Regions from separate parts of the Mus musculus genome. Here regions 1, 2, 3, 4 and 6 are each linked to region 5. Evidence: chromatin loops called from intact Hi-C (ENCODE). Cell type or tissue: heart. All regions are shown on one strand. Each heading gives the region's core, and the rest is flanking DNA. Links, peaks and the distances in the headings are about the cores only. Region 1 overlaps A730056A06Rik (RIKEN cDNA A730056A06 gene). Region 2 has its middle 94 kb from the start of Gm39035. Region 3 has its middle 17 kb from the start of Gm6567. Region 4 has its middle 35 kb from the start of 4930429H19Rik. Region 5 holds the start of Rgma (repulsive guidance molecule family member A). Region 6 has its middle 110 kb from the start of Gm36865.

Region 1 (4,902 bases), core at 279-4,278, 49 kb before region 5:
TAGTTGTTCAAACACATAACCACAGATACTGCACTGTCAATAGTCCAATGACTATGTGCAAATAGACATATTTAGTCCCTATTACAAAGGGTCAGGTATGGTTAGAGTTTGGAGATTGTTGAGTGAATATTAAATTGCTTCTCAGAAGTGCAGAATCCTTCTACTCATTATTGACATTATTACATGTGAAATGTTTTCTCATGCATGCCTCACTTTGCGATTCTTGAGGCTGTTGCTTTTCCGTTTGGTCTGGTCTCAAATTCCTGAGCTCGGATGCTGCTCCCACTTCCTGAGCGCTAGGACCACTGTGTAGCTCTGCCAGTCTGTAGATGGGTGGGCAGGTTGTCTAAACTATCAGTTTCACTTGGGGAGTGTAGACAGGGCATTCCAGTATTACTCTATGAGAAGAGGAGGTGGATCCGGTAAGGCTGACCGTCACTAGACTGTCTTTCTGGCCAGGATCGCCCACCCCCACCCCCACCCGCCATCACACAGATATCCTCTCCAGGGCACAGATGAGTAGCGCCCTGCCCTGCAGCTTAACAGGAATGTTATAAAAAGAACTGAGATGGCCAACATGCTCTTTAAGGGACTCTCTGTGCTAGAATTCTTGGAAACTATCTTCTCCTATTAGGTCTTTTTTAAAAGAGAGGACAGAGGTGCTGAAAAGTCAGGCTCGAATGCCAACTCGGTTCTCCTGATGCCTCACCTCCTGGTCTGGCCACTGTCAGCCACAGCTACCACCCCAGAACCTGGTCCCGGCGACATGAGCAGCATATCAACAACCTCACCCCACCCCCCCCACCCCTGGCCCAGGGATGGGTCCCTCTCTCAGTCATCCACAACCCTCTATGGATGCCAACATACTCAACATTCACCAGTATAAGCCCAGTACACAGTCCATGCCATCTAGGAGACAGTAGTAGCTGGCAGACAGAGAAATCTATGCTCAACCAGCTTTGACTCTGGGCTGATGACTAATCAGCTTCTGGGGGGGGGGGGGGCACGGCATCTTTTTTCTTGTTTAAAAAAGGCTTCAAGCGGGGCAGTGGTGGCCCACGCCTTTAATCCCAGCACTTGGGAGGCAGAGGCAGGCGGATTTCTGAGTACGAGGCCAGCCTGGTCTACAGAGTAAGTTCCAGGACAGTCAGGGCTACACAGAGAAACCCTGTCTCAAAAAACTAAAAAAAAAAAAAAAGGCTTCAAAAAGAGAGAACATTTTTAAATATTGAAAGAGCATTGTTACATAACTAACTGGTGACAAAAAGTGCCACTTCCCCTGCAGTCAAAGACCAAGCTTGACAAGACTCTTTCTACCGCCGTGTTTTTTCAGCTGTATCAAACTGTCTTGTCTGGTCCACCCACGAACGGAGCCTGCTCCGGAGCCCCTTGGGCTTCTCAGGCAATGAGCGAACTGGAGGTTTGGGACGCTGCTGACTTTGACTGCAATGAGTTTTGACGTGCTAAAGTCTGAGACAAATTTGGAATAGGAAAGCCTTCCCTCAGGCTCCTCCCAGGCCAAGACACAGAGCATCAGAAACACATGTTTTCATCTGAGCCTCCACGCAGCGGAAAGTGAAGATGGGCCGAAGTCCCAAAGACGGAAGTGGGGAAGGAGAAAGGTTCCAGGCGCTGTTAGGATGAGGACGCACAAGGTAGCCGCGGTCATGAGAAGAAAGATCCAAAGTTAATCAATAGAACCAGGGACAATACTGTTAAAAAGAAAAGGCGAGCCCCATAGCTTTTCAGGGTAAGGAGGCGAGCCCTCCTTCGGGCTCCACTGCAGGCCTTGGGCAGGAGCCTTTGGAAGGTACAGCTTGCGGATCGCCTGGGAGCCCGTTAGAAGTCAACATTTTCGAAATTCTATACGCTTATCGCGTGGGTAAAGTGTGAATGATTTATACCTAAAGTCAGCCTGGTGTATCCATCCATCTCTCCCTGCACTAACCGCCTTCACAGCATCTGTCTTACTAGAGCCATGTGCACACTATATGACCTGACTTAAGATGCATGCTCTGTAAGAAAAATACTTAACCCAAAACTCTTAGAATTGTTATTTAAATTTTGCCCCAAATATCCCATTTTTGGCTGCCTCCTCCTCTTCTTCTTCTTCCCTCCTCCTCCTTTAACAGAAGCAATTTTTAACTGAAGCCACAATTTCTAATTTTTGCTAGAGAGTTATTGACTAATTTGTGAGTCAAAAAGCTGGGTTTAGCCAGTTCCTGCTTTAGTGGAATGTGCCGTCCCCATCTTTCTGCAAATTACAAACACAGGGCTGTTGTCCATCGTAAACTCCTGGCTCAAGAAATCCAACTTTTCATCATAAATTCTGAGAGAAAAAGCTCGCCTGGGTGTCTCCTTCGCCTCAGCCTGTGTTCCCAGACAACTCACAGGCAACCCAGCCTATGGACGTCTCCCCAAAGGCTAACACTGCAGCTCTGCCAACAGCTGCAAGCTATAAATAGGACAGCTTGGGACAGTCGAAGGGGAGGGTCAAGAAACAAAATCTAATAAGTATTCAGATGCAATGGCCAAGAAAGCAGGGATGAAGAAGAAGAGAACTGGTGGAGAGCTGCAAACCGAAGGAACAGTCCACAGAAACGATGAGGAGCAGCTCAGCTGAGGGAAACTGAGGAAACCCATCAACCCAAGAACGACAGCTCCTTGATTAGAGTGGCTTTTTAAAATCTAGTTTTTGAGAATGTCATGCATGAATAGAATACGTTTTGATCAAGCCCATCCCATCTCCTCTTCCAACTCTTCCTTTACTGTCCCCACCCCTCACTGGTCCCTCCAGCATTGTATACTCTTTTTTAAACCCATTGAGTCTCCTTGCTACTGCCATCATGAGCATGGGTGTAGGGCCACTCACTGGAAGTCGGCCAGTCTATCGGTGTCCCAGCCAAAGAAAACTGACTCTCCTTCCTCAGTAGCTACCAATTCTCAACAGCTCCTCAGCGAGAGGCATGCCCCCAGCTATGCCCTACATTTGGCTGGCTTGATATTGTGCAGATCTTACCACGCTATTGTGCCTTTGGGTGGTGGGGAGGATGGGGACAAAGTCAAGCATCCAGATCCAGTGGCTCATTTGGGGCAAACACATAGGCAGCCTGAGTCTTTAGGGCAGTGACTTTCGCTAAACATGCTGTGTACCCCAAGTAGAGCATGGTTCTGCAAGGACAGCGCAGCAGCTTCACTATATCTTCAGTGTCACTTTCCCTAGCACACTGCATGTGCTTCCTTCCCCCTCACCATGGGGGGCTACAGCTCTGTTTCTTGTGGAAATAGTCCAGCAGTTCTCAACCTGTGGGTCACGACCCCTCTGGGGGTTGCCTATCAGGTATTTACATTAGGATTCATATCAGCAGCAAAATTACAGTCAGGAAGTAGCAATGAAATCATTTTCTGGTTGAAGTCACCGTAATGTGAAGAACTGTGTACTAAAAGATGGCTTTTAGCATTGGGAAGGTTGAGAACCACTGCCCTAGTCTGTTCGAGCAGCTATAACAAAACACCATCCACCAAGGGACTTAAAAACAACAGGAATGACCTACTTAAGGCTCTGAAGGCTTAGAAGCTGCAGATCAGGGCACCAGCAGAGTGGGTGCCCGATGAAGGCTTCCTTGTTCCTAGATGGTAGGGAGGGGCAAGGAACCTCTCTGGGGCCTCTTTTAGAGGTGTCGATCCTTTGTTCCTGGCTCTATACTCATGACCCAGTCACCTCCCTCGTGCCTAATTCTGTCACTTAAGGAATTAGTTTTAACATGTGAATTTGGCGAGTTCACAAGTATTCAGACCTCAGTACAACCTGAACACTGTCTTTATGTTAGTCTCTGTCAGGGCTCTATCCCCGGCACCTCCAGTGTTGCCTGGCCAGCTGATGTTTATGGATGAATGGATTGCTCCCTCAGGAAGACACATACAATTTAGAGAAGCCCCACTTAGGAGACTTTCTTTTTATATACATTCACAATTTATGACTTCTTTGTTTAGCCATGATGTCAGATGTTCCAACTAGAAGTATCTTCGGCTTGGGAATTATGAGTAAGCTGTTCCTTTGTAAAACAGCTGGGCTGCAAAGGGCAAGATGAGAAACTGCAGGAGGGAATCTGCTGTCTCTCCTACACATACTGGGTTTTTGTTTTGTGGACTTGGTTTTACTGGATTTGGTGTGTGGTGTGGTTGTGGTGTGTGTGTGTGTGTGTGTGTGTGTGTGTGTGTGTGTGTGTGTGTGTATGTCTGTCTGTCTGTCTATCTGTCTGACTGTGCCTGTGCCTGTATCTCTGTGTGTCTATGTGTGTCTATGTGTATCTGTGTGTATGTGTCTGTGTGTCTCTGTGTGTGTCTGAGTGTGTTTGTGTATCTATGTGTCTGTGTGAATGTGTCCGTGTGTCTGTGTGAGTGTGTGTGTGTGTTTCCATGTGTGTGTGTGTCTGTGTGTGTGTGTCCGTGTGTGTGCGTGCGTGTGTGTGTGTGTGTGTGTGTGTGTGTGTGTGTGTTGGTTATTTGGGGACTTTTTGAGACAGGGTGCCATGCATCCCGGGCAGTCTTTAAACTTTATGTAGTTTAAAGTTTACCCTGAACTCTGATCTTCTCGCCTCTCTACCTTTTAAGTGCTGAAACTACAGGCGTGAGATACCCAGAACATCTCCCGTTGGTTTTTTAATGTTCTGGTGCATTGGAATGAGAATAATGTGCAGATCGTGGACTCTTCCATTCCTAGGAACTACCTGCCTCTTCTTCCTGTGGGACTTTGCTTTCTGGAATGTAGGATTCACCCTAAGCCCACAGGAAGTGGTTCTTCCTCCTGCTAATCACGGGTATCACTCTGAGACTCTCTCTCTGAGCTGCACGTGTGAAGTGTCGCTCTGCAGGACTGACTCACACCCTTGGAGGGCCTCG
Region 2 (4,902 bases), core at 376-4,375, 980 kb before region 5:
GCACACACACACACACACACACACACACACACACACACACACACGAAGAGGCAGAAAAATCAAAAGGCACTTTATTGTTTCCTGACTCCATCCTGATGTACGTTTGTCACAACCCACACTCTAAGAAGCTGTGGTATAGAGTAATGGTTGAGCTGAGTGAATCCGGCCTTGAAGCCTTGCTCTGCTGCTTACAAGCTGTGAATACTTAAACGAGTTTCCTAACCTTTGTAAACCCTACTTCTTCACCCATGAACTATGACCCCAACAGGCGCTACCACAAAGAATAGTCAAGTTCCTTAGGGTCATCTATATCTGGCATAGGCTCATTCTCAAGTAGTAAAGGAAGTTGGGTGGTGGTTCTGACTACTGTGTGATATTTGAGCAGTTGATGTGGAGTCTGCTAGTGCCAACAGGGCGCCAAGATCACATTGGTTTCAGACCTTCATTTTAAACAAGATAAAATGAGGCTTAAGGAAGCACACTCTCAACATCCGAATGCTGTCCTTTCAATGGAGAATTCATTCCGTTAACAGTCCAGCCCATCTAGAAAAATAAAATACTTTCTGAGCATTGCTTTGAAAATCGTTATTGCTGGTGCTTAGACATCTGTGTTCTTGATATATTTCCTTCAGTGGCTACTGCAGACTTTCTCTTCTCATTGCGCCCCCCCCCGCCCCCTACAGCTAGCATGCAGTTGGGGTTCATGCCAGAGACTACTTACCATTATACCCTTCTCATAAACCATGTTGTGCTGGCTGTAGTCTTTATATTTTCTCCCTTTGTCTCTCCAGTTTTTCCATATTTCCCATTTCTTCTGGAGACAATGGAATCAAAAGCAGGGGCAAGGAATGAAAGCCTGGGTAGTGGCTGTGTGGTGTAGTAAAGCAGAGACACAAGCACACTCTGCAGTTTTCTCTCCCTTATACTTCCCAGCACTAATACCAACTCTTGCTAACCTGGAATCCCCTTTGTGTTCTGACAAACCTTCCTCCTCTTCGTTGATGTGATTGTTACTATTAATTGTCTACTTGATATATTCTAGGATCACCTGGGAAGAGTCTCAATGAGAGATTGGCTACATTGGACTTGTCTGTGGGGATTGTTTTAATTCATGTGGGAAGTCCCAGTCCATTGTGGGTAACACCATTCCCTAGGCATGGTGCTCACTAAACCATCAGAAGAGATCTTTAGAATGCAGACTACAAGGATCCTAGAAAAGACACACTGAATTAAAATTTCTGAGATAGGAACCAAAACCCAAAACCAACCAAAACAACAACAAAACCCTCAGATCTCTATCAAGATATTATCTAGTTTTGTTTTTGTTTTTGTTTTGTTTTGTTTTTGTGTGTGTGTGGGGGGGGGGGGAGGACAGGGTTTGTCTGTATAGGCCTGGCTGTCCTGGAACTCCTTCTGTAAGCCAGGTTGCCCTCAAACTCAGAAATCCACACGCCTCTGCCTCCCAGATGCTGGGATTAAAGGCATGTGCCACCACTGTCCAGAATTATCTAGTTTTGATGGGACCAACAGGAAACATTTGGGAATCGCCAACCCAAACCATCTGAATTGGGGACTTTCTCAGTCTCTTCTCCCCCAACATAATTGTTCCTCAACTTCCTGGTGTAAACATCTGCATTATCTCCTAGAACCAAGATTCTAGGCATTAGCCAGGTGATTCCACAGCTATCCACAATTAGTAAGCCACAGTTTACAGTCATGCACACAATTTGGTGTGAATATTTATAAGTATTTAGATTTGGGGCTTTTGAATGTTTCCATAGCATGTCATGCAGTCCCAGAATTTCCCAGAAGATGGCATGATGACTTCATGTAATGATAAAGGAGCTGCTTCATGATTTGGCCACAGGGTGGGAGCATTGTACAGTGTTTAGCTGGCCACCATGATAATTTTTTTCTCTCTTATTTTTTTGGTAATAGATATTATTATAATTATTATTAGATGTTTTCTTCCTTTACATTTCAAATGCTACACCCTTTCCTAGTTTCCTCTCTGAAAATTCTCTATACCCTCACCCCTCCCCCTGCTTCCCAACCCACCCAATCCCACTTCCTGGCCCTCTCATTCCCCTATACTGGGGTATAAAAATCTTCGCAAGACCAAGGGCCTCTCCTCCCATTGATGGCCCACTAGGCCATCCTCTGCTACATATGAAACTAGAGACATGAACTCTGGGGGTACTGGTTAGTTCATATTGTTTTATAGGAGGAACACCATTGTATTTCTACAACAGGGGAGCCTTTAGACTTTGGTTAATTTTAACAGACTTTATTATCTCAGTTTTCTAATGGCGACTCCTGAAGAGACCCTATGAGGTCTTTGGTGTCTCAGAAAGATCTATACCTCCCGATTCATGGGTACATCAAGTGTGCTCAGACATGATTTAGACTTGCTTTCCCGCAAATGAAAATTGCTGATAGACAGGTAGAATGGCACAAAGCATTCTTCTCAATTTTTAGCGACTCAAAGTGACAACAATTGAAGGCATTGAAGGGATGTGTGTCTTTGGGGCTGTATTTGTGGGACACACCATCAAAGTGTGGCAAAACCCATTCCCTGGGACGTTGGCCAATAGGAGAGGGAGAGAAAAGACAGGGGTTGGTGTCAGTTTTGTAAAGCAAATGGGCCAAACTCCCCTTTGGAGAGCAGGGATTCAACCCTAACAAAGTCTGTGTTTTTAAGAAGACCCCCAATCTCTTGATGGAGGATCCCAATATTTCAATATTGGCAACTATCTCAAATAGTGCACAGCAAGACAAACAAAGCACAACTCTAAAAAACAATTTAATATTTGCCTGGCAATTAATATTTCCTGGGTTTCCAGGTCAGAAAGGCTGGAAGAAACCAGAAGAGGATGACTGGGGTCCAAACTGCAACACCATACCTTGAATTTTCTGTTGTGAAAATTATATTGGGATAATCTCCACAGGTTTGTATAGGAGTATTCTTTTATCACTGCAGTCCCCACAAGAAGCAGCGACGGTAGGAATTTTAAACTAACTTCAGAGCAACTCCTTAGATTATTTGTCTTGGCTTCAGTAGCAGAACAATCTTGCTTCTACTCCTGTCGCTGAAATATTTTCATGAATAATTGGCATAATATCTCCATGTGACTCATGCAATTTTGTCTATACTGGAAATGTATCATTTATTTTTTTCGTGATTTTGAAAATGACACATGTCACTTTGGGGCAGAAGGAGGGTAACCTCTAACACCATATAAACACTCCATAAACTTTAAAGTTATCTTCCTATAAAGCCACCCTGCCACCCACCATGGTCAGACTTTTGTGTATTTCTGCTGTACAACTTAAAACATAAGGACACGGGATAAATGTACAACATGAGCATCCACAGCCTCTTTTTAAAAGGTTAGTAACACTAACTTGCAATCTACTCTTTCAGCCCTAGACATCATTTGATAAATTCATTATGATCCTGATTGTATTCTTCTTGGAAGATCATCAATAGACCAAAGGTGTATTCAGAGGATATCCCCACCATTTACCAGTACTGTCACTTAGCATTCTAATCTTGTTCTTATCTTTAATGGAACCCCTTTTTTTCATAAATAAACTTAAGGGTGGGTTTGGTAATCCACACATTAATTGTTTTTTTTTTTTAAGATTTATTTTAGTTTTGTTCATCTGTGTTTGGGTATACTCATGTGAGTGAAGCTGACATTGCAGGTAGTTGTGAGGCACCTGGTGTAGATGCCAGGAACTGAACTCTGGAAAACAGTATTCTGGAATTCTGGAAACCAGTTAAGTGCTCTTTACCACTGAGCCATTTCTCCAGTGCCACTGAGTCTCTGTTTTGTTTGGAACCGTGTTCTACTCAGCAGCCATGGCTATAATGGCATTCATTATATAGCCCATGCTGGTCTTGAAATCACAGCAGTCTTCCTCCCTCCCTCCCTCCCTCCCTCCCTCCCTCCCTTCCTTCCTTCCTTCCTTCCTTCCCCAAAGGCTGGCATTACAGGGGTGAGCTGCCGTGACTAACTTAATCAGAAAGTTAATTAAGGCAAAATTCCTTGAGGTATTCTCTTCAAGAATCATATTTAGGTTTATGTTCTTCAGATGTTTTTGTGGATACCTGGGATTCACTGTGTAGCATAGACTGGTCTTGAGCTCACGATTGCTCTCTTCTTCAGTATCTCAGATGTTAAGATTATCATCCTGGCTATATGTGATATTTTAAACAAACTGAAGATGTATTCTGATGTATTCATTGAAATAAAAATACTTTCTTTTACATTACTAACAGACATCAAAACACCAGCAGGAAAGCTGATGAGTTTTCTGACTTTTTACAAGTCTAAATGTGGTGAGTTATTTTACTGCATTTCCTCCTCAGGGTGGACCCTGCGCCTTTGTGCAGGCTTCTCGCCATCCTTTCTTGAGATGGTCTACTCAGCTCTGCTTTGCAGGAAGGAGACTGACTCAAGCTTCTGTTTTCTTCACCTCATGTGCAGACATCTAAGGTTTGGCTTCCTCAGCAAGCTGGTCTTACAAACTTGCTTTCAGGTGCTTTTCTGTTTTAATCTGAAATACTTAAGAAGTATCAGTCTGGTTTTTAATTTGGTCATGTAGAAGAGATTTGTATCATTGGAGCAGTGCTTTTTAGGGTAGTACTTTTCTAAGTGATTTTCCCGTAGAAACAAGCTCCATTTGGGGGTATACTATAATCCCTTTGGATGTCTTAGATGTTTCTCATGCTCAAGATGAATATTAGATCAGAATGTCAGGAATATGGGCGTGCATAATTTTAGTTTGATTGTGTTTTGTTTTATACGCAAATATTTCTCACACACAAATTAAATTTGTAGTATCAGGATAGAGAAAACCTACTTAGATTTCCATTTCTTCTCTAATCAAAATTTT
Region 3 (4,902 bases), core at 428-4,427, 260 kb before region 5:
CATTTCCTGTGTGAAGTATTTGATCCAAACAGTGTTATTCCGCAGCAGCGGTGTCCCACAGGATATGGGACCTCAAGCTAAGCGGAAACCTGTGTACCTACTATGCCCCTTCTCCAAGTCAGAAATTCCATAGAGAATGTCTGCAGGTTGAATCTCTAGCTTTGTTCTGGAAGGTGATCTGGTTTCCACTTAGCCATTCTGGCTTTTCCCAAAAGAATCAGATATGTACATGTCGCAGGGCATTTGCTTAAAACGTCTTTCCTTCTAGCATCTGGAAGCTGGAGAAGCTCTGTTGTTGAGACTCCTCACGGGAGCATCGGCCTGCCCTCCCCACAGGACAAGCATACAGCATGCTGAGAGTGGGGAAAGCAGGAGTTGGGGGCAGATAAAGGAGGGAGGGAGGGAAATTTGAAGCTTTTTCCTACTGGCAAGAACTTCCCATTTGAAAATAAGATACTAAGGTGCTTAAGAAGTTTGGTATGTTGGTTGGTTGTTATCTGATCTCATGGTGCCTCGTTTCCCTAATTTCTTGGCAAACTCTTGAGTGTGTGTTTTTCACTTGAGGTCCTCCCTGCTCTACAAAAATAAAAATAAAAAATAAAAGCAGCCTATCGAAACCCTAGCCTAACCTGCAGCTAAAACTTTAAAGAGCCCTCGAGTGTCTTCCTGGTGCCCTTGACTTGACCTATGGGAACCTCGTGTTCTTCTCGGTGGTGCTGTCTCCTCTCATTTTATAAGCTGTGGTGGTTCTTCCTTCCCATTGGCTGATGGACTAGCTCTCTGTAGGTGTCTAGCCAGAAAGCTGGCTGAGGTACCAAGCAATTGTCACTAAAGAAGTTTCTGGTGTGTGGAAGTTAGCAAGCACCAACAGAGACATCTTTTTAGCATCCTGGAGGAAAACTTATTTGGAGGTTATTTCTTTCAAATCTTAGTTGTTGCTCTTGGCCCTTCCTACATGAACCTGCTCATACAATCTTGGAAACAATCTTTAAATATCTTTTCTACTTAAAGCGGGGACCTTGGACAAGTGGTGGCATTACCACCAGAGACACATGTTAGAAATGGAGCCTCCCGGGCTCCTGCCAAGGACAACTCAATCGGAACGTGCCTTGCAACAGATGTGTGGTGTGTGTTCCAACTTGGGAAATCCTGAGGTGGGTGCAGCGCTTAAAAGCTAAGGACACCAAGCCACCGCGGGGTGACTCGCCTGAGAGTATGCACTCCCCTAACTGTGGTGTGACTTCTTCTCTAGAGGCATAGACAGATGTCTGTTCACTCAAGATAGAGCATCCAAAGGCAGAGCAAAGACACTATCCCAGTCAAGGCTGGCTTAGCAAGCTAGTGATCTAATGGGGTAACTCATGAGACTATGGTTAAGGGGTTACAGGGGTATGGTTGGTTAAAAGGCAAATGGATGCACAGTATAAAGGCCCACCCAGTATGGGAGACAGCTCATGAATACTGAATCTCTGGAGCTTCCTGTATGACCTCTCCCTAGCAATTGTCACTGCTTCTTAGGTCTACTGATGAACAGGGAAGATAGGACATTTGACACAGGGGCTTTACACGATGTATCCATTTGATAAAGTAGAATAGCACTTCCCAGAGTGTGTTTTCAACTGGGCTCTCGGGAGAAGCAAAGCTGACCATTTAATGGCATGTTATTTTCAAAGCCACGAGCTTCCCCACCAAATGTTAGCGTGCACATAGAAGCTTCTGTGTCCTGCTCCTTTCAGAAAACAATGTTCTGTGAGCTAAGTAAAAACCATGTCAAGAGAGAGGCTATGGGACTCAGGCATTTGGCATGAGACACTCTAGCCCTTCAGTATAGACAGCAAGTATTAAGTTATTCATAACTTTGGGCCCCCAGTTGCTCCAAGGTACATTTACCTGTATAAAAGTTCAACATCTTGTAAATTATAAACCTGCCCTGAAGGTGGGCTTGAGAAGTGTAGGTATATTTGGAGGTCCTCCTGGATGAACATACAACCAACTCATTGACTGTGTACCTGCGTGAAGTTGGTATGTAGTCTTTGAAGTCCTCTGATAGTCAGTACATGTTCTTTGAAATATTTCTCAGATGTCACCACTTCCTCCAAAGTATGCAAAGAAATGTGCCATCTCCTTACCTCAGTCGAAAGTCTTCATGAGGAGGAGGAGCTTGGGGTGGGGGACGGGTGCATCTCTATCAGTTATCACTAGAAGCTGTACTTGTCAGGGAGAGGACTCTATTCTAAGTAGTATAAGAGACATTTTAACTTTGATCACTCTTAAAGTAGTCCTGCCTGCATATTGTTTCTATGTGGCCTTGAAAGAGGAAAAGCGATCTGGGCAAATGTTCAAGTCCTGTCCCCAGCTTCTCGCTCCCTACTACTTGGAGAAAATAGAAACGGCCTGTACACAAGGGCTGTGGGACATTTTTTTTTTTTAAACTGGAAAACTCACTTCATGACTTTCTCTGAGTAGCTCCTCTGGAGTACTCCGACAGCTGTCTCACATCTGTCCATTTATCACTGGGATCCAAACGAGTCTCTTGGGGTTGAAGAGTGATGCTGACGAAGAGTAGGCCAGTTCCAGATCAGTGTCCTGGAGGGCTACTGCCACTGCAGGGATAGTGGGAACTCTCTGCGGTATCTCCTTCACTAGGGAAGAAGGTTTTCGTCTCTGTGGCAACTAACCCAGAACATCTGCCCAGTGTTTCCTCTACGTTAACGACAAGCTCCAAACTCCACCACGGGGGTGATTGGCAGCTAGCCAATGACTCAATAAGTGTTGTTAAATTAACTGGGTAGATAGAGTTCTCTGGACTTTTTTGAATACTGGTTTGTAATTCTACATAAAGTGAAAGGGATGTTTATGTGGCTCTATTAGCCACTTCTGTTTTTAAGTCTTGCTTTTACTGAGGCAAAATGAAGATATAAGAATCTCACAATGGTCCTACTGAATTGTTAAGAAAGTAACAGGTGGCACGGATGTGGCCCATCCCATTCCTCCCTCCCCCCCCCCATAAAAAAATAATAAAACCCCTCTCCAAACCACAAGAAGATCCAAAGCTATAGGCAAATTGGAAAGTGCTGCCTTCCCTTTGAGGGAAGCAAGTTCCCTGCTTTCCTGACACCACCATGGATGAGAGCAGCGTGAGAGCAACCAGCCATAGGAACAGGGATAGAGCAGCAGTGAGTCTGTAGTCACGGCAGCTGAAAGCCAGCACGTCTGTACCTGCAGAGTCTGAGGAACCACATCAGTAGGACCTAGATTCTGCTCCGGCGCGTGTCTGAGAATAAGTGCACATTGTGGCTCAGTGCTTCGAGTCAGCGTTGTGATCTCAGTTCCTCTGTGAACTACGATGCTGAATGAGTCATTCAGCCTCATGTCCGCTCCCTCGTCTGTAAAATGGGAAGAGGACTGCCATAACAGTCTGGGGAACCAGAGGAGTTCATGTGGAAAAGTAAGTGAGTTAACATTGTCAAATGCTTAGAAAGATGCTGGATCAATAGCGTGCTGTTAAAGAAAGAGAAGTGTCTGCTGTAGAAATAGCCAGTGTGGGTCAGGCAAAGGTACAAAACAGTGCGACTTTCATATTCGCTATTGTTCCCACTCAAGACTCCTTTTCACTTTTATTACACTCTGTCATTCATTTCAAGGAGCTCTTTACATATTCTAGAGTAAGCCCCTTGTATATGTATGCATATAAAAATCAAAATACACATACTAAAGGCTGGTCAAGATCATAGACATTAGGGGCATGCAAATTAAAACCATAATGAGGTAATACTTTAGCCCCCTACTGAAAATGGCTATGATAAGGGACTGATGACACCAAACGTCGTGGAGGGTATGGAGCCACTGCCCCTTCCTACGCCAATGGTGAGACCGCAGGTTGCCATAACTATTTTGGCAAAGTGTTTGGCAGATCATCTTACAGAGTTGAACACTTGCTCACCATATGTTTTGGGTGTTAGCCCAAGAAAAATGAAAGCATATGTTTGTACAAAGGCTTTTACAGGAAGGTTCTCAACAGCCAAGCACTGGAAACAAAGTGAATGGGTAACAGACCCTGCCACGCTGGCTGGCAGGAGAAGAGTCGGCTTGGGACTACGATGCACTGTGCCAAACAGAGGAATGTGCGTGCCACGTGGGTTTGTTTATTTAAAGCCCGGGACCGGGAGTTAACTGATAGGGAAACAAGCAATACAAATTAAAAGAGCAGTTACTGGAGCTGGAGAAAGGGCAATGTGGTGAATTGTGCTTGCTGCTCTTCCAGTGGACCTGAGTTCAGTTCCCATCACCCACCTCAGGTGGCTCGGAACCACCTGTAACTCTGGTTCCAGGGACTCCATTTTCCTATTCCATGGTACCCACCCTCATGTGACATACACTGTCATGACACACACATTAAGAAGCATTAAAAAAAAAGGGAGAAAGAAGGGCAGTTACTTCTGCAAGAGCCAGAAAAGATCATTCTATGGCAGTGGTTTTCAACCGCGGATGAGTGTTTGGTCCCCCATAGAGAAATGTTGTAGCAATGTCTCAAGACCTGACAGTCATGCTCCTGGTTTTTAATGTCTGAAGACCAAGGAAGGTTACTGTTAATCATCCTGTAATGCACACTGAAGATCCCCACCGTAAACAACAGACGTGTCCCATGGATCAATGATCAGAAGTTGAGCTGCCCTGGCTTAGGATAATGGAAATGTTCTCTATCTTGTTTGATTACATGTGCATCAAATACGTCCGATAGAATTCAGCATCACTGTGTGAATCTTGCTGTGTGTACTTACAACCCTCATTTTAAAAGACACTAAACAAAGTTGACAGAGAAGGGACAAACGAAGGGTTCAGCCCCCTGCCCCCCAAGTACTTCTTTGTCTTTAATGGTCAGTTTTTGCTTCCTCCATTTTG
Region 4 (4,902 bases), core at 655-4,654, 100 kb before region 5:
ACTAGCTACACTGGCAAAGGCCACTCCCCCAGGAATTAGTTCCATGTTTAGGTCTCACACAGTTATGTCTGGACACAGGGTAGTATCCCAGGGAGCAGGCGATTTCTCCCACACTGGGCCAGCTGTGGCAGCATTTCATATTTGACATGGCTGAAGGATTCCATCATTTATGTTAGCCATGGCTTATTAAAATGCCTGGGCTTGCAGGAGATGTTATTTTCACAACTGTTCAGCCCATAGGACTTTCATATGGTGGTTAGAATGAAAATGACTGCCATAGGCACTTGAGGAGTGCCACTATTAGGAGGTGTGTAACTTTATTTTTTTTCAAAACCTATTTCTAATGATAGTTCTTAAATGCTTTAACCTCCCTTCTAGGCTGCCACCCACTAGGGATAGTGGAAAAGAAAGTATACAGGGAAAATGGACCTGTTTAGAAATGGTTCTTTGGAGTAGATCCCATCTGTGTTGTTAGGAAATCTGTTGTTCAGTTGACAGGGCAGCAGAGGCAGATTGATCCGCTCGTAAGCACTTCACGGATATACCAACAGTCCAGTTCAGTAGTGTCAGGATAGCAGCAGCAGTGGCACAACCTAGCAGGAATGGCCAGGCCTCAGCCGAATCAGCAGGAGGCAGCAGCAAGAACCAGGAGAGACACCAGAAGTTCTCTGCTGTGCCTTTCTCAGTGAAGCAAAGATCAGCAAAGACTCGAGACCAACAAGCACTGCACAGCTAGCTCTATAAGAAAGCCTAGCCCATGCATCATCACTTTCGGTGGAGTCCTATTTACACTTCCTCCAAACATCACCCTTCACCCGTACTTTATAAATGCAGAAACAGAAGTACAGAACAGCTCTTTTTAACTTCCCCCAAGATATTCCAGCTTGAGTGGGCAAGTAGTTCCTTGAGTCGAGGAGCTGGTGACTATTGAGGGACGTGGATGAGAAGATGGGATATGAAGATATGAAAGATATGATTCAAAAGATATGAAAGCAGGAAGAAGCTGGATTGTAGCCATCTGCACATATCATGTTAGGAATTCACACACAATTTAACGAACCCTGAAAAAACAAAAGATGATGCAGGGAGCTGGAAAGGACTCCAGGAAGTTGGTGCCATGTCCCACATGGAAAATTTTAGAGCAAGCAAGGTTGGGGGTGGAGTTCCAGGAAGCTAGTCAGATGATGTGCCCTGAAGTGGGAGATAGGAGCCAAGGTAATTCCAAGAGCCATTGGTATGGTAGGTCTAGTCAACCAGGCTCTACTAGCAGACATGATTGATTAACAGAGGTGAAGCAGGAAGGGACAAAACATAAGAGGGGACTTCCACAAAATCATGGGTTCCATGTCAATGGTGTGGACTACCAGAAGAATTCTATGAGAATGTTCAGTAGGGACTAGGTCTTATCTTCCACTATTTGTGGACAGAAGGCTAACTCAAAGTCTGCTGAAAGTTTACTCTCTTAATGTGACCAGAATGTTCCCAGGGACTGGCTGCCTCATCCACGTAGTGTTTGGGAAGAACTGTTGTTTGCTGTGGAAAGCACTGCTGTGGAGAGCATTGTGCCTGAGTCCTCCTAGCCTGTGTGCCTAACCATTTCTTTTTAATTTTTTTTCACATAAATGGATGTTTTGCCTGCATGTCTTAGCTGTGTGCCTCAAGCATACCTGATATTCTTGGAGGACAGAGGAGGGCATCCAATCCCACGGGGGCTGGAGTTACAGATAGTTGTGAGCCATAATGTTGGTGCTGGAATGGAACCCAGGTCCTCTGGGAGAGAAGCCAGTAGTCTTACCAGCTGAGCCATCTCTCTGGCCCCGTGGATTCCACTTCAACAGTGACTGGTTTTGGTCCTCCCAGGAGGGAGTTCTGATCCCACAGGCCCTGGTGAAAGATGACTAGATGAACTTCGCTGGACTATTCTTCCTTTACTCAACATCCTGAATTTTCTCTTAAACCCCAACTCAGATTTGATCCCAGACATATTTGCCCAACACTTTAAAATCACATGTGAGATATTAACGAAATTTAATCTGTATCTGTCTTATTCTTTCATGCTTAACGCATTCGCACACTGTGGACAAACAGCTACTTGAAATCCAGAAAGCCTTTTTTGGACATTTTATCTTTTGTCTCACACATAGGAAGGAACAAGCTGCTAAATATAAACAAGCTTTTTCTCTAGGAGGTTTAAATCTGATTTTAAAGGTGTTTTAAGACAGAAGTAAGAAGGGGATAAAAATTCAAGAATAAGGGGGCTGAAGAGATGACTCAGTCAGTAAAGTGGTTGTATGGACCTGAGTTTGGATTCCCTAGCACCCAGGTAAAAAGCCAGATGTGCTAGCATAGACCTACAATCCTAGCATTGGTGAGGCAGGGACTGGGGGCTTCCTAAAGCTCACTGACCTGCTAGTCTTGCTGAATATGTGAGCTTCATGTTCAAAAAGAGAGCCTGTCTTAAGAGATAAGGTAAATAATGATAAAAGGAAGACACCCACATCTGCTTCTGGCCTCCATATACACGTGCGCAAAATGTGCACATGTGTGTTCGAGCACACATACATATATACATACACACAGACACACACACACAAACATATACATACTCGTACACTTCAAACATACAAAAGCAGAGAAGGAAAGAGAGAGAGAGAGAGAGAGAGAGAGAGAGAGAGAGAGAGAGAGCGCATAAAGCATTGTAGGAAAAGAAAAACTGAAGCACTAAAGCCAGGGGTGTGGTGGGAAATACCAAGGTCACGAACACCATGCCCCATCGCTACCCCATTGACTTCGTGTCTCTCCATGGGAAAACACATTTTCTCAGTAGATAAAATCACTTGAAGATGCCAAAAGAGCAGACACGCTGAGTGACAGGGCTGCTACTTGGTGGATATTTCCAACCATTCCGAAAGGCTTATCTGTTAGTCACCCTGCTGTCCTGGACTGACCTGTGCCCCGCACCCCCCCCCCCTCCGGGGGTTCTGTCCCTGCAGGAGAGATCGCTGCTGGTGCATGAACTGTTTGAGATTAAATTATTTTTATTTGGGAAGTTTGCCCCTTCTCAGGAGAGAAACAGCAGAAGTAACTCTGACTCGGTATTTATTTTACAGCTGCTGACACATCCCAGGGTTATGAAAGATGTCTGCATTCTTTCCCTCTCATTTAGCCAACACTTTGGAGAACTCACTTTTGGGCTCTGCTCTTCGCTGCTCTCTTTCTTTCGAGAACAGACTGACCTTGGCGGTCTTCTTTTCTGCTGAGTCATGCACCCAGCACCCACCCCTGAGCCATGAGCTTGTGGAGATTTGAGGCGCTAAGTAGCCAAGCAGCTGAAGCAAGTGCTTCTGGAAGGAGGAATCCTCAGCTGGAGAAACTTAGGGCAAAATGTAGCTTTTGTATCCAGACCTAGGATCTCCGAGCCCCCTCTCCCACCTCCAGTCTCTCTGACCACAGCCCCAGTTGTTTAGGGACTGTGGGACCCCCCAGTGACAGAAGGGTCTCTTGAAGAATTCACTTGGGCAACTGGATGATAACCAGTGTATATTACTTTGGGCTAAAGTCAGTATTTTGTAGATAAAAGTTATTCTCATAATACAGTGTACACCAAATAACTGAAGCCAGATTCACCAATCTGACCAGGACAGTAAGATAACAGGGCAGGAGGTGGTCTGTTTTAGTCAATGTTCAATTGCTGTGAAGAGACACCATGACCACAACAACTCATATTAAGGAAAGCATTTAAATGGGGCCAGCTTACAGTTTGAGAGGTTTAGTCCATTATCATCATGGTGGGAAACCTGGCGGCATCCAGGCAGACATAGTACTGGAGAAATAGCTGAGAGTTCTATATCTGGATCCGCAGGCAACAGAAAGAGAGAGACACTGGGCCTAACTTTAGACTTCAAAATCTTAAAGCCCACCCCCAGTGACACACTTCCTCTAACAAGGCCACAATTACTCCAAAAAGGCCACACCTCCTAATCCTTTCAAATAGTGCCACTTCCTAAGTGTTCGAATATATGAACCTACAGGAATCATTCTCATGGTCCAAAAAATGTCCTAAGCCATCTCACTTCAACTGTTCCATCTTGTTTGTATCAGCTCCTCAGCTCTTATGTACATGGAGATATTTAAAGGGGATTTGCCCAGAGATTTTGATCTGCTGAAACCAGCTTTGGTGACATATCGTATATGCATGCACATACACACACATACACACACACACACACACACATACACACACACACACACACACACACACACACACACACACACACACACACACATGCAGGAGAAGAGCTGTATGATGGTTGCTGGCTGGTTTTGTTTTGGTTTTTGGGTTTATTTTAGTCTTAGACTAAGGAACTATCATCATTTTTTTAGTATGTTCTTGATGCTACTTACTTATTAATATGCCCCAAGGTTCTCCCACATAAAACTTGAAGTGTCTCAGGAGGGGAAAAGCATAAAATAGGAAAGCTGTCAGAAAAGAACATCACAACCAAAGAAATGTAATTTGTATTGGAAAGCATAGGCAATCCTTCAAGATGTCGCCAAGGACCCACCATCCTTCATTGTCTGCGTCTAACATGCTCTGAAGTTAAAATTCGGGACAGAAATGAGGGTGCACACAGTAACCATGTCAGGAGGATATAATGAACCTCATTAAGTATATTCCTAAAGTCTTTCAGTCTCCCGGGAGTCTTGGAGCTCAGTGTGGGAAGAGCAAATGAGACATCCAAGAAAAAGACAAAATGTATTGTCAGGTGGTGGTGGCGGTGGTGGTGGCAGCTGTGCCCACCTTTGATCCCAGCACTCAGGAAGCAGAGGCAGGCTGATCTCTTGAGTTCGAGGCCAGACTGATCTATAAATTAAGTTCCAGGACAGCCAGGGCTGTACAGA
Region 5 (4,902 bases), core at 352-4,351:
AAAACAACACCTGGGATTTGAGAATTGGGGACAGGGTTGGAGGAGTGTCCCCAAGCAGAGGATGATAGAGTACAAAAAGGAAATGTAAACACACACACACACTTTCTTGTACAACTCCCTTATTTATAGACAAGGAAACTGAGGCTCAGCAGACCTAAAAGATTTGTCCAAGGTCGAGGCTAATTTTAGAAACGGGGCCAACTGCAAGGCCCAATCCCTTCCTGCTAAAAGCACATGGAGTTTATTTATAGCTCAGTTATAGACTAGTCTAATTCATTTGGCCAATAAACGCAGAACATTGAGTTCAAAACCACATCCCTTAAGACCACAGCATAAATAACGACGAGGGTCTTAATACGGACGATACCTTTTCATTAAATACAGAGTTCTCATCCTATCAAAATTCCAGCGCTTGGTTCAGATTAAGAGAAGATCGGGTCGTAACCCCTGTATAAAATATCCTGGCAGCGCTAACTGTTCAGTGATAATTTGAGTGTGAGCTGTGTGTCCCGGCTGACTTCACACCCCAGCTAGGGTTTCAGACCTATACGTGGTGTTGGGGTGAGACCCTGGAGATGAGCTGCTGGCGGCTGGCTGTGCTCTCCACTGTGTGCGTGAGCTGCATGAAGAATCCTTTTGAGAAGCCCGGAGTTTCCTCTGGCAATCTATGCGAGAAGGGTGCGGGGCGGGGGAGGAAGACGCTGTGACCGGAGGTTACCTCTGAGCTGGACTGCAGAGGGAGGGGTGGGGGAGTACAAGACAGTCTGTTTACTCCAGACTGCGTGTATTCGCGCACTGTGCATGCAATATACATATTATTTATTTTTTCCAATAAGATTCTAAATAGGAGTAAAATCCCTATAGAACAAAGGTGACTTTCGGCAGATGTCAATATTTATCCACGATTGGAAACCTCTAACCACCGTAGGCTCCCAGGTTGAAAACGTGGACTCCAAGCCACCTGGCTCAGGGTTAAGAAAGTTGGATGCGTTAGCGGAAGGGAGGGTCGCTGCACTTGCTGCTCGAACCCTGGGATCGCGAGCCCGCAGGGAGAGTGTGCGCTTTCTGCAGGCTCACCCCCTACGTCCTCACACACCCACTAGCGCGGATCAGCAAGGGTGGGACCGCGGCGGGGCGGGGCCTTTGGAGCCCAGACCCCACCCCTCCCCCTCCCTCTGCTCCGCTCCGCCCGCGCTCGCCCCCCCGCCCGCTCCCGGGGTGCCCGGCCCGCCCCCTCCCTGCCGCGCGCAAACGAACCTCGCGACGCCGCGCTCAGCGGTGGCGGTGGCGGCGACAGGCCGGGCGAGGCAGCAGGTTAGCCCGGGCCGCCCTACTCTGCAGGCGTCTCGGAACTGCAAGCTACGCCGCCCGAGCCCTGCGCCCGGGAAGCACTGGCCAGCCGGCCGCTCCTGAGGCTCGCTCCTCCAGGCGCTCGCAGGCATGCAGCCGGGGAGCAGGCGGAGCGCCCCGGGTCGCTACTGAGTCCGCTGAGCTGCGGGGACCAGCGCCAGCCGGGCCCCTCCCACCTCACCCAGGGGCCCACGAGCGACCGCCCTACACCTAGTCTTCGCGCGCAGCCCCGCCAGCGCCAACCCCCCGCGGGCTGGAGGGGCTCATGCAGCCGCCAAGGTAAGCGCGGACAGCGGGGGCACGGGGTCCTGAGGTCCCCAAGGCGCTGCGGACACTTGCGCTCCGCCGCCTCACTGATTAGTGGCTCCCCCAACCCGGTGTCTCATCTCACACACTTAGGGTTTTGCCTCGGATGACTCGCCTTCGCACTTGGCAGCAGGAAAGTTTTGTGGTTTGGTGTTTTTTCTTTTCCCCCAGCCCCCTAAGATGCTGCCATGAGGGCAGTAGGCGCTGCGCGTGGCTGGGCAGACCCGGCGCCTGTCCCACCCACTGTGTACCGCCTGGAGCTCTCTCTCCTGCGCGGCCACCTCTTCCGGAGGCGAGAGCCCCCCTGACCCACAGAGCTCTTGACAGATCTGATCACCCCGCTGACCCACGGTGAAACCGGATTCTCTCACTTAACCCAGGCCCGGGTTGCAGAAGCTGGAAATGAACGCACCTGCCCCGGGGCCGTCGGCATTGTACATTGTACAGTGTGAGTGACCCTTGCTTAGGAGCGTCCGGTGTGCTAGACTTGGGGTGGTGGCTAAGGGGCAAGGGTCCCAAAAGGTCCGACGTTCCTAAGAGGAAGGCAAGGCACCACGAGGACTCAGCGCCTGACTTGAGCCATGGCTCATCCCTGAGTGTTAACTAGGGGTAGAGGGACAGGTGTATTGGGGGACCGGTGCAAATATGAATGACACTTGGATGCAACTCTTGATTGCATCTTACTAGAGTAGTTGCATTAGATTTTCTCGACGAGGGAGTCAGTTTCCTGAGACTGGAACTTTAATGGGAGCCTGTGTGCTGTTATTATGTGGTGTGGTTTCGGAAGGCGTTGGATTGTATTTATTTTATAAATTGGGTGTCTTGAAGCGGATGGATTAGGGGAAATATCGCCATCTAGCGGAAATGGTGATCTGTACCTTCCTCACAAGCCATGAAGTTGGGCGTTCTCAAAGTTCCCCTATATGAGGAGATGGAGAGATGGGAACTAGCCAACGTGTCCAGAAAGACTGTTTCTCTAGTGCTCAGGCCATCCTGTAAGCGGGGCTTGAGCACCCGCTGCCCGGAGCTTAGCTCTCAGGACCGAATGACGAATTGTATTAGTGGCAGGATATCACCTCCAGGACTGCCATTCCCTTCTGTGTAGTTTTGGGTTCTTCTAGCAAAAATAAAGTAAACGGTCACCTGCCTTTGTCCCTAGGCATCTGGTCCAGGGATCTGGCAAGCCTGTCACGGTCACTTTACTACTCTCTAGTTCATCTGTACCTATATAGTGATTTGTGAAGTTAATGTTAAGCCCTGACTCTTAGAAAAGAGATTAGATGCTAAAGTGTGCTCTTAGGGTAACTGAAGAACGGGAAAGAGCGTCATGCCATCTCCACTGAAAGGGAACAGTGTACCCCCAAATGGCCTCTTGGTTTTTTTGTTTGTTTGTTTGGTTGGTTTTGTTTTGTTTTTTGTTTTTTGTTTTTTTCACACACACAAGGGGAAGAATTTCTGCTGTTCAGGCAGGCCTACTTCCCGGAATGACTGACAGGCAGGATGGCAGCAGTTGGACAAAGGCTCTGGGTGGGGCACCCACGCATCCCGGCGGGCAGGCTGCACGTTCTTTAATGGCTGGATTTGCTGCCACCTTCCAGGCCTGCGGATACTAGCAGGGAATGAGTTCTCTGTGTGAAGGGCGCTCCGGCTCCTTGGAGGGCATCCTGGCTTTCTGCCTGTGATAAAGCGCTTTCTCCGAGAGGCTCCTCTGGGCTTCAGTGGTAGTAAGCAGGGATCCGGCCTCTTTCTTTGCTCTTTTCTCGTAGGTCTTATGTGTCCCAGGCTGTTATTTACTTGTCTATGGAGCCAAAAATGACCTTGAACTTCTGATTCTCCTATCTCATCTAATACATGCATTGTTGGGAATCAAACCCAAGGCTTTTTGGGTGCCGGGCAAGCACTTTAGCAGCTGGGCCACATTCCAAGTTCCAAATCTCCTTTTTTCCCCCAAAACTCTGCCCCTTCATTTCCTTCGCAGATAAAGGCTGGCGCTATCTATCACTCCTAATACACGTGTGGCTCATCTGTCCATCCTACCCCTGCTGTCCTGTCTTGGCTCTGTCTCTCCACTCTCACATATTTGTTTAATAACATGACAGAAGGGTTCCTAGACCAGCTTGGAATCTTATAAAGGGAGCATATCTGACTTTCATTGCTGCCTGCCCGGGATGTAGGTGGATACAGAAGGAAATGCGGCATGGAGGTTCCTACTGAATGTGATTCCTGAGCCTGCTCTACAGCAGTCTTCGGCAGCCCAGGTTCAAAATTAAAGAAGTGGAAACTGCGCATCCCTGACACCAGGACAGGGCATGATGAAGCCAGGATGCTCACTGCTACCAGGAAGCAGGCTGGCATTTTCATTTCCTGGGAAGAAAGGATTCCAGAGATGTGTAGGGGCGTGGCCATAGTGCTGAGTCTAAAGCCCGTGGGTCTCAACCCCCTTGGGGATTGAATGACCTTTCCACAGGGGTCACATATCAGATATCCTGCATGTTACATATTTACATTACAGTTCATAACAGTAGCTAAATTACAGTGATGAAGTAGCAACAAAAATGATTTTATGGTTGGGAGGTCACTGTAGCATATTAAAGGGCCACAGAGTTAGGAAGGTTGGGAACCACGGGTCTAAAGTGCTCTTTTCTGCAACAGCCTTGCTAAATGAATTAGGTTCAAGCACATTTTAAAAACCGTACACGGCTGCAGAATCTCATCCTGCCTTAAAGTGTGCAGGGTAGACAATGAAACAGGTATGTCCCTGAAACCTTCCAAAGTAGGTGTGGGCATGGGTACATCCAAGTGAAACGGCACAGCTGGAGGAGGGTTGTCTGAAAGCATCATAGACTCATTGGAGTATGTTAATTCTACTAAATACTTTAGGACAAAACCCTTTTAAATGGAATTGTTCAGCTTACGTTCGTCTGCTTCTGTTTCTCGGAATCCTTGAGAATGGCTTCGAGTTTCAGACTTTTCATTGTTTACTCATTCAAAAAAACATAACTGAGGTTAGCCTGGTGAGGAGAGTCTCTGGTTCTCCCATCTGTCTGGTTTCCAGCCCAAATAACAGATTCCTTTTTTCTTTACCCCACAGCCTGGTTCTATCCCTTCTCTTAGCAGTAGTTGTAGACAGGGATGAGGAGAAAGTTAAGGTCTGCTTTACCAAGGACACATGCAGAATCAGGCAGACTTCAGGCTCCTTGCTGACAAATGGACATCTTTAAGGAAGACACCTAGTTTCTTGGCTAT
Region 6 (4,902 bases), core at 466-4,465, 440 kb before region 5:
ATATGATCAAAATACAATGCATGAAATTCTTAAAATATTACTTGTAAAACTTCTAATCTACTGTTTGAAAATATTAAAATGGCATTGGTAAAATTCTAGATGCATTGGTACACCAAAATAAACCAAGATGAAATAAATAATTTAAACCTATCTATAACCAGCAATGAGACTGAAGTAGTAATAAAAAATAAAATAAAAGTCTTCTACCTACAAAAGGACAGGATGAGATAGGTTATTGCAGTTATACAAGAACTTCAACGAATTTACACCAATATTACTCAAATTATTCCATAAGATACAAAGGGAAAGGGACATACAAACTCTTATAAAGCCAGCGTTGCCCTGTTACCAAAATCAAATACAGATACATATACAAAAGAAAAATACAGACCTAGCTCTCCAAAAATAAATTCTCAGTATTCTCCGGATTCAAGATAACATTAAAAGAACGGACTCATCATAATCAATGTGTCTTCATTCCAGTGATAGAAGGATAATTCAACATGCATAAATCAATAAATGCAATTCAAAACATAAATGCATTCAAAGGCAAAAGTCACATGATCATCTCAACAGTTACAAAAAAAAAAGTCTTCACAAAAATGTGACAGTCATTATGATCAAGGTCACAGAGAGGCTAGGGATGTAGAAGAGTGTCTCTACATGATGAAAGTTGTATATGACAAACTCAGCCAGTATCACCATGCAAGGGGGTCTGCTGTCCACTTTTTTTTAATCTCTGCTCTATAGAGTGTCTAAAGCCTTAACTAGAACTATGAAGTAAGAGAAGGAAATAAAAGGTATACACATAAGAGGGAAACTCAAAGTATTCCTGTTTGCAGGTGGCATGATTCTGTACATAGAGACCTTAACTACTCCCAGAAAACTCTTACAGCAGATAACCACTTTCAGAAAAATGGCAGGATACACACTTAACACAAGAATCAGTACCTTTCCTATATATAAATAACAAATACACTGGAAAGAAATTAGAGAAACAATCCCACTCACAAGCCAAAATTTTATGATAAGATGCCTGGTCATAAACCTAACCAGGGAAACAGGGACATCTATAGTGAAAGCTTTGAGGCATTAAAGAAAGAAACTGAGGAAGACACTAAAAGATGGAAATACCTGGGACTGGAAAGATGGCTCAGTGGTTAAGAGCTCTTTCAGAGGTCCTGAGTTCAATTCCCAGCAACCACATGGTGGCTCACAACCATCTGTAGTAGAATCTGATGCCCTCTTCTGATGTATCTGAAGAGAGTGACAGTGTACTCACAGCATACATAAAAAAATAAATAAAAATTTTAAGAGATGGAAATACATATTTCCTCTCATGGTAAATTTAAAGATTAAATAAATAAATTTTTGTAAAAATGGCCATCCTACCAGAAGCAATCTATTGAGTCAATACAATTACAATAAAAAAACTCAAAATTATTCTTTATAGACATAAAAACGGAATCTAAAAATTTATAGAGAGGCATAAAACACCAGGGAAAGCCAAGGCATTCCTAATCAAAGGATTATTGAAAGAGATGTCATCATACCAGAGTTCAAGTTTTACTGCAAAGTCACCATAATAAAAACTGCATGTTAGTGAACAAAAAACAGTCATATAGATAAACAAAATAGACTAGGGAAACCTAACAATAGGTCCCAAAAATAAACAGAAATGATCAGTAAGCACTTTAGAAATTTCCAGGGGACTGGAGAGGTAGCTCAGCAGTTAAGCGTACTTGCTGTTCTTGCAGAGGACCTAGGTTCAATTCCCAGCATGCACACAGCAGCTAACACTGGCCATAACTCCAATTCTAGAGGATGCAATACCCTATTCTGGCCTCAGTTGCACATAGACATACATGCAGTCAAAACATTCACACATTTTTTAAGCTTCCCCCAGCTATCAGAGAAATGCAGTTTGAAGTACCATCTTGCACCAGACCAAAAATATAGCTGAGAACATTCTGGCATGGAGAAAGATGAGCCCTTATGAACCCTGGTGGGGTGTAGACTGGAGCAGCCACTTTAGAAATCACTCTGGTTGTCACTCAAAAAACTAGAAATAGAATGGCCTTATGACTCAGCTCTCCTCCTCTGGGCATGCACCCAAAGGAGTCTATATCTCACTATAGAGAGACTTGCTCGGCCATGTTTACTTCTCTATTAATAATAACTAAGAAATGGAATCAGCCTAGATGTCCATCAGCAGCTTAACGAATAAGAAAAATCTGGTGCATATACACAAAAGGATTTTGCTCAGCTATAAAGAAAAATGAAATCATAACATTTGCAGATAAATAAATAGAACTAGAAAAAATACACGGAGTGAAGCAACTCAGTCCCACAAAGACAAATACTTCATGTTCTTTCTCATGTGGGGATCCCCGCTTCAAATCTTTTGCTTTGCATGTTTAACTTGGAGCACAGAAACTAGAAAGAAAGCACTGGAGGGAGCAGTAAGGGAGGGAAGAGAGTAGATAAGAAGTGAACTGAATGTTAATGGGTGAAGCCAGCATGGTGGCGCATGCTGTAAATCCCAGCACTTGGGAGGCAAAGGCAGGCAGATTGCTGTGAGTTCAAGGCTATACTGGTCTACAAAGTGAGGTCCAGGATAGCCAGGGCTACATAGTGCGACCTAGCCTCACACACACACAGTGTCTTGAAAGTTGATAGGGGCAGGAAGGCTTAATGACAAAGGGAAAAGGAAAGTTGGGAAAATTAGGGATGGAAAAGAAGGTTAACCAACAAAAGAATGTGTGAATTATGGAAACCCACTACCTTACAACCTAATTAAAATATAATCAGAAGGGATAGTAGAAAACATGTGATGTAAAACTAGGGCAATACTTGGAGCTAACGGTTTCAGGAGGTGGGGGAGAGGGATGAGAAAGAAGAGGGGTGTCGTAATCAAAACTAAGGGAGTATAAAAAGACCTATGGAAATCCACCAGTTAGCAAGCTAGTCTTAGACAGTCCCCCTACATAAACTATTACCATTGCCTTTGGGTTACCTGAAGGGGTCCCTACAGATGTCCGACAGGGAAGCAAATCTTACAAGGAGGTAAGAATGAAAACCTGGCGCAGAGGATCAGACTTCTGAAAATCTAATGCCAGGCAGTTCAGTGTCAGCATATGTAAAACACATCACAATTTGGGAAATTTCTCGGGGCAACCATCAGTCCAATAAGTCTAATCCCAGGACCACAATAAAGCTAAGTAGAAACTCTTAAGAATTACATGTGACCATGAGGGGTTGGTTCTATAGCTAAAAGGTCTAGAATCTAAGTGTGGTTTCTGACATATAACATAGAGGTGAGCAGGCCATAAAGTACTTGTGACATCTGCTCTAAGGATGGGTAATGGTCTAGGGAGTTAGAGTCTGGAACAATCATTGTGGGGAATGAGGGTGAAGTGTGGACCTTCAGATAGCAAAAAGGTCACCAGGTAGATAGCAACCTCTACTCTCAAGTTTCAGGATGGAATGCTTGTAGTTGATTTTGTCTCCTCCATTGAGGAGACACCTCTGCATGATTAACATTCCTTCTCGTAGTGGTTCTCTGTGAGTACAGGGACCTCTATGGCCCCAGCAGTCACCCATCGTAACTAAACATTAAGCCCCTATTGCTGAAGATACAACACATCGGGTACAAGGCATATAGAAGTCAACCTGGATCTAGCTAGGAAGCTTCCCCTAGGCTGGCTACTTTTCACAGAGCTGAAATGTGCTGTACAGGTTGCTGGTGGGTAGGGGAAGATAGTAATATCCCTAATGCTAGAGTCTGCACAGTGTAGTACTGACCTGCCATGTAAGGTGTGCCCACCGTGCATCTGTGCCATTACTGTGATGGAGTACTTACTGCTGTTGGATTGGATTTGAAGCCTATTCCCCAGTAGAGAATTGATACTTTCTACAGTAAACCCAGCCAAAAGCCCACGGCTAGGAAATCAGAGGCCCTATTGGAGAATCTGCTTTTGTTATTTTGTTTGATGGTCATGTTATCAAACTGCCTTATAACACTTCTTTTTTTTTAAAATATTTTTTATTACATGTTTTCCTCAATTACATTTCCAATGCTATCCCAAAAGTCCCCCATACCCTCCCCCCGACTTCCCTACCCACCCATTCCCATTTTTTTGGCCCTGGCATTCCCCTGTACTGGGGCATATAAAGTTTGCTTGTCCAATGGGCCTCTCTTTCCAGTGATGGCTGACTAGGCCATCTTTTGATACATATGCACCTAGAGTCAAGAGCTCCGGGGTACTGGTTAGTTCATAATGTTGTTCCACCTATAGGGTTGCAGATACCTTTAGCTCCTTGGGTACTTTCTCTAGCTCCTCCATTGGGAGCCCTGTGATCCATCCACTAGCTGACTGTGAGCATCCATTTCTGTGTTTGCTAGGCCCCGGCATAGTCTCACAAGAGACAGCTATATCTGGGTCCTTTCAGCAAAATCTTGCTAGTGTATGCAATGGTGTCAGCGTTTGGAAGCTGATTAAGGGATGGATCCATGGATATGGCAATCACTAGATGGTCCATCCTTTCGTCACAGCTCCAAACTTTGTCTCTGTAACTCCTTCCATGGGTGTTTTGTTCCCAATTCTAAGAAGGGGCAAAGTGTCCACACTTTGGTTGTCGTTCTTCTTGGGTTTCATGTGTTTCTCAAATTGTATCTTATATCTTGGGTATTCTAAGTTTCTGGGCTAATATCCACTTATCAGCGAGTACATATTATGTGAGTTCTTTTGTGATTGGGTTACCTCACTCAGGATGATGCCCTCCAGGTCCATCGATTTGCCTAGGAATTTCATAAATTCATTCTTTTTAATAGCTGAGTAGTACTCCATTGTGTAAATGTACCACGTTTTCTGTATCCATTCCTCTGTTGAGGGGCATCTG

What was found. Peaks named below come from ENCODE experiments on the same cell type or tissue, not always from the same donor. Only the 100,000 strongest peaks of a DNase experiment are listed, where the experiment ranks them.
Region 1: it touches region 5 in a loop (3-fold over the local background); 12 of 42 quality-filtered maps call a loop at or near these places.
Region 2: it touches region 5 in a loop (5-fold over the local background); 16 of 42 quality-filtered maps call a loop at or near these places.
Region 3: it touches region 5 in a loop (2.4-fold over the local background); 4 of 42 quality-filtered maps call a loop at or near these places.
Region 4: a loop joins it to region 5, with 9 times the contacts of the local background. A loop is called at or near these places in 7 of 42 quality-filtered maps.
Region 6: it touches region 5 in a loop (1.9-fold over the local background); 3 of 42 quality-filtered maps call a loop at or near these places.

What each region holds. Positions count from the first base shown.
Region 1 is chr7:73,324,982-73,329,883 of GRCm38, forward strand. The region is part of intron 1 of A730056A06Rik (RIKEN cDNA A730056A06 gene); the gene reads right to left. Among named protein-coding and RNA genes, the nearest start is that of 4930429H19Rik, 17 kb to the left of the region's middle. In heart, for the core only: no CTCF peak of the experiment used is centred there; DNase peaks (open chromatin) are centred at 740, 1,380 and 2,430.
Region 2 is chr7:72,398,412-72,403,313 of GRCm38, forward strand. No RefSeq gene overlaps it. Among named protein-coding and RNA genes, the nearest start is that of Gm39035, 94 kb to the left of the region's middle. In heart, for the core only: no CTCF peak of the experiment used is centred there; no DNase peak of the experiment used is centred there; H3K27me3 peaks cover 275 bases.
Region 3 is chr7:73,116,429-73,121,330 of GRCm38, forward strand. No RefSeq gene overlaps it. Among named protein-coding and RNA genes, the nearest start is that of Gm6567, 17 kb to the left of the region's middle. In heart, for the core only: no CTCF peak of the experiment used is centred there; a DNase peak (open chromatin) is centred at 2,623.
Region 4 is chr7:73,272,942-73,277,843 of GRCm38, forward strand. No RefSeq gene overlaps it. Among named protein-coding and RNA genes, the nearest start is that of 4930429H19Rik, 35 kb to the right of the region's middle. In heart, for the core only: no CTCF peak of the experiment used is centred there; DNase peaks (open chromatin) are centred at 2,950 and 3,090.
Region 5 is chr7:73,374,260-73,379,161 of GRCm38, forward strand. It overlaps Rgma (repulsive guidance molecule family member A), which reads left to right and starts at 1,261. Exons shown (of 4, transcript NM_177740.5): 1 at 1,261-1,629. The coding sequence starts at 1,616. A730056A06Rik (RIKEN cDNA A730056A06 gene) reads right to left here and starts at 1,515. Exons shown (of 2, transcript NR_040325.1): 1 at 1,258-1,515. In heart, for the core only: a CTCF peak has its summit at 2,515 (motif pointing left); DNase peaks (open chromatin) are centred at 622, 1,282, 2,062, 2,562 and 1 weaker place; H3K4me3 peaks cover 2,097 bases; H3K27ac peaks cover 674 bases; H3K27me3 peaks cover 2,101 bases.
Region 6 is chr7:72,936,967-72,941,868 of GRCm38, forward strand. No RefSeq gene overlaps it. Among named protein-coding and RNA genes, the nearest start is that of Gm36865, 110 kb to the left of the region's middle. In heart, for the core only: no CTCF peak of the experiment used is centred there; a DNase peak (open chromatin) is centred at 2,085.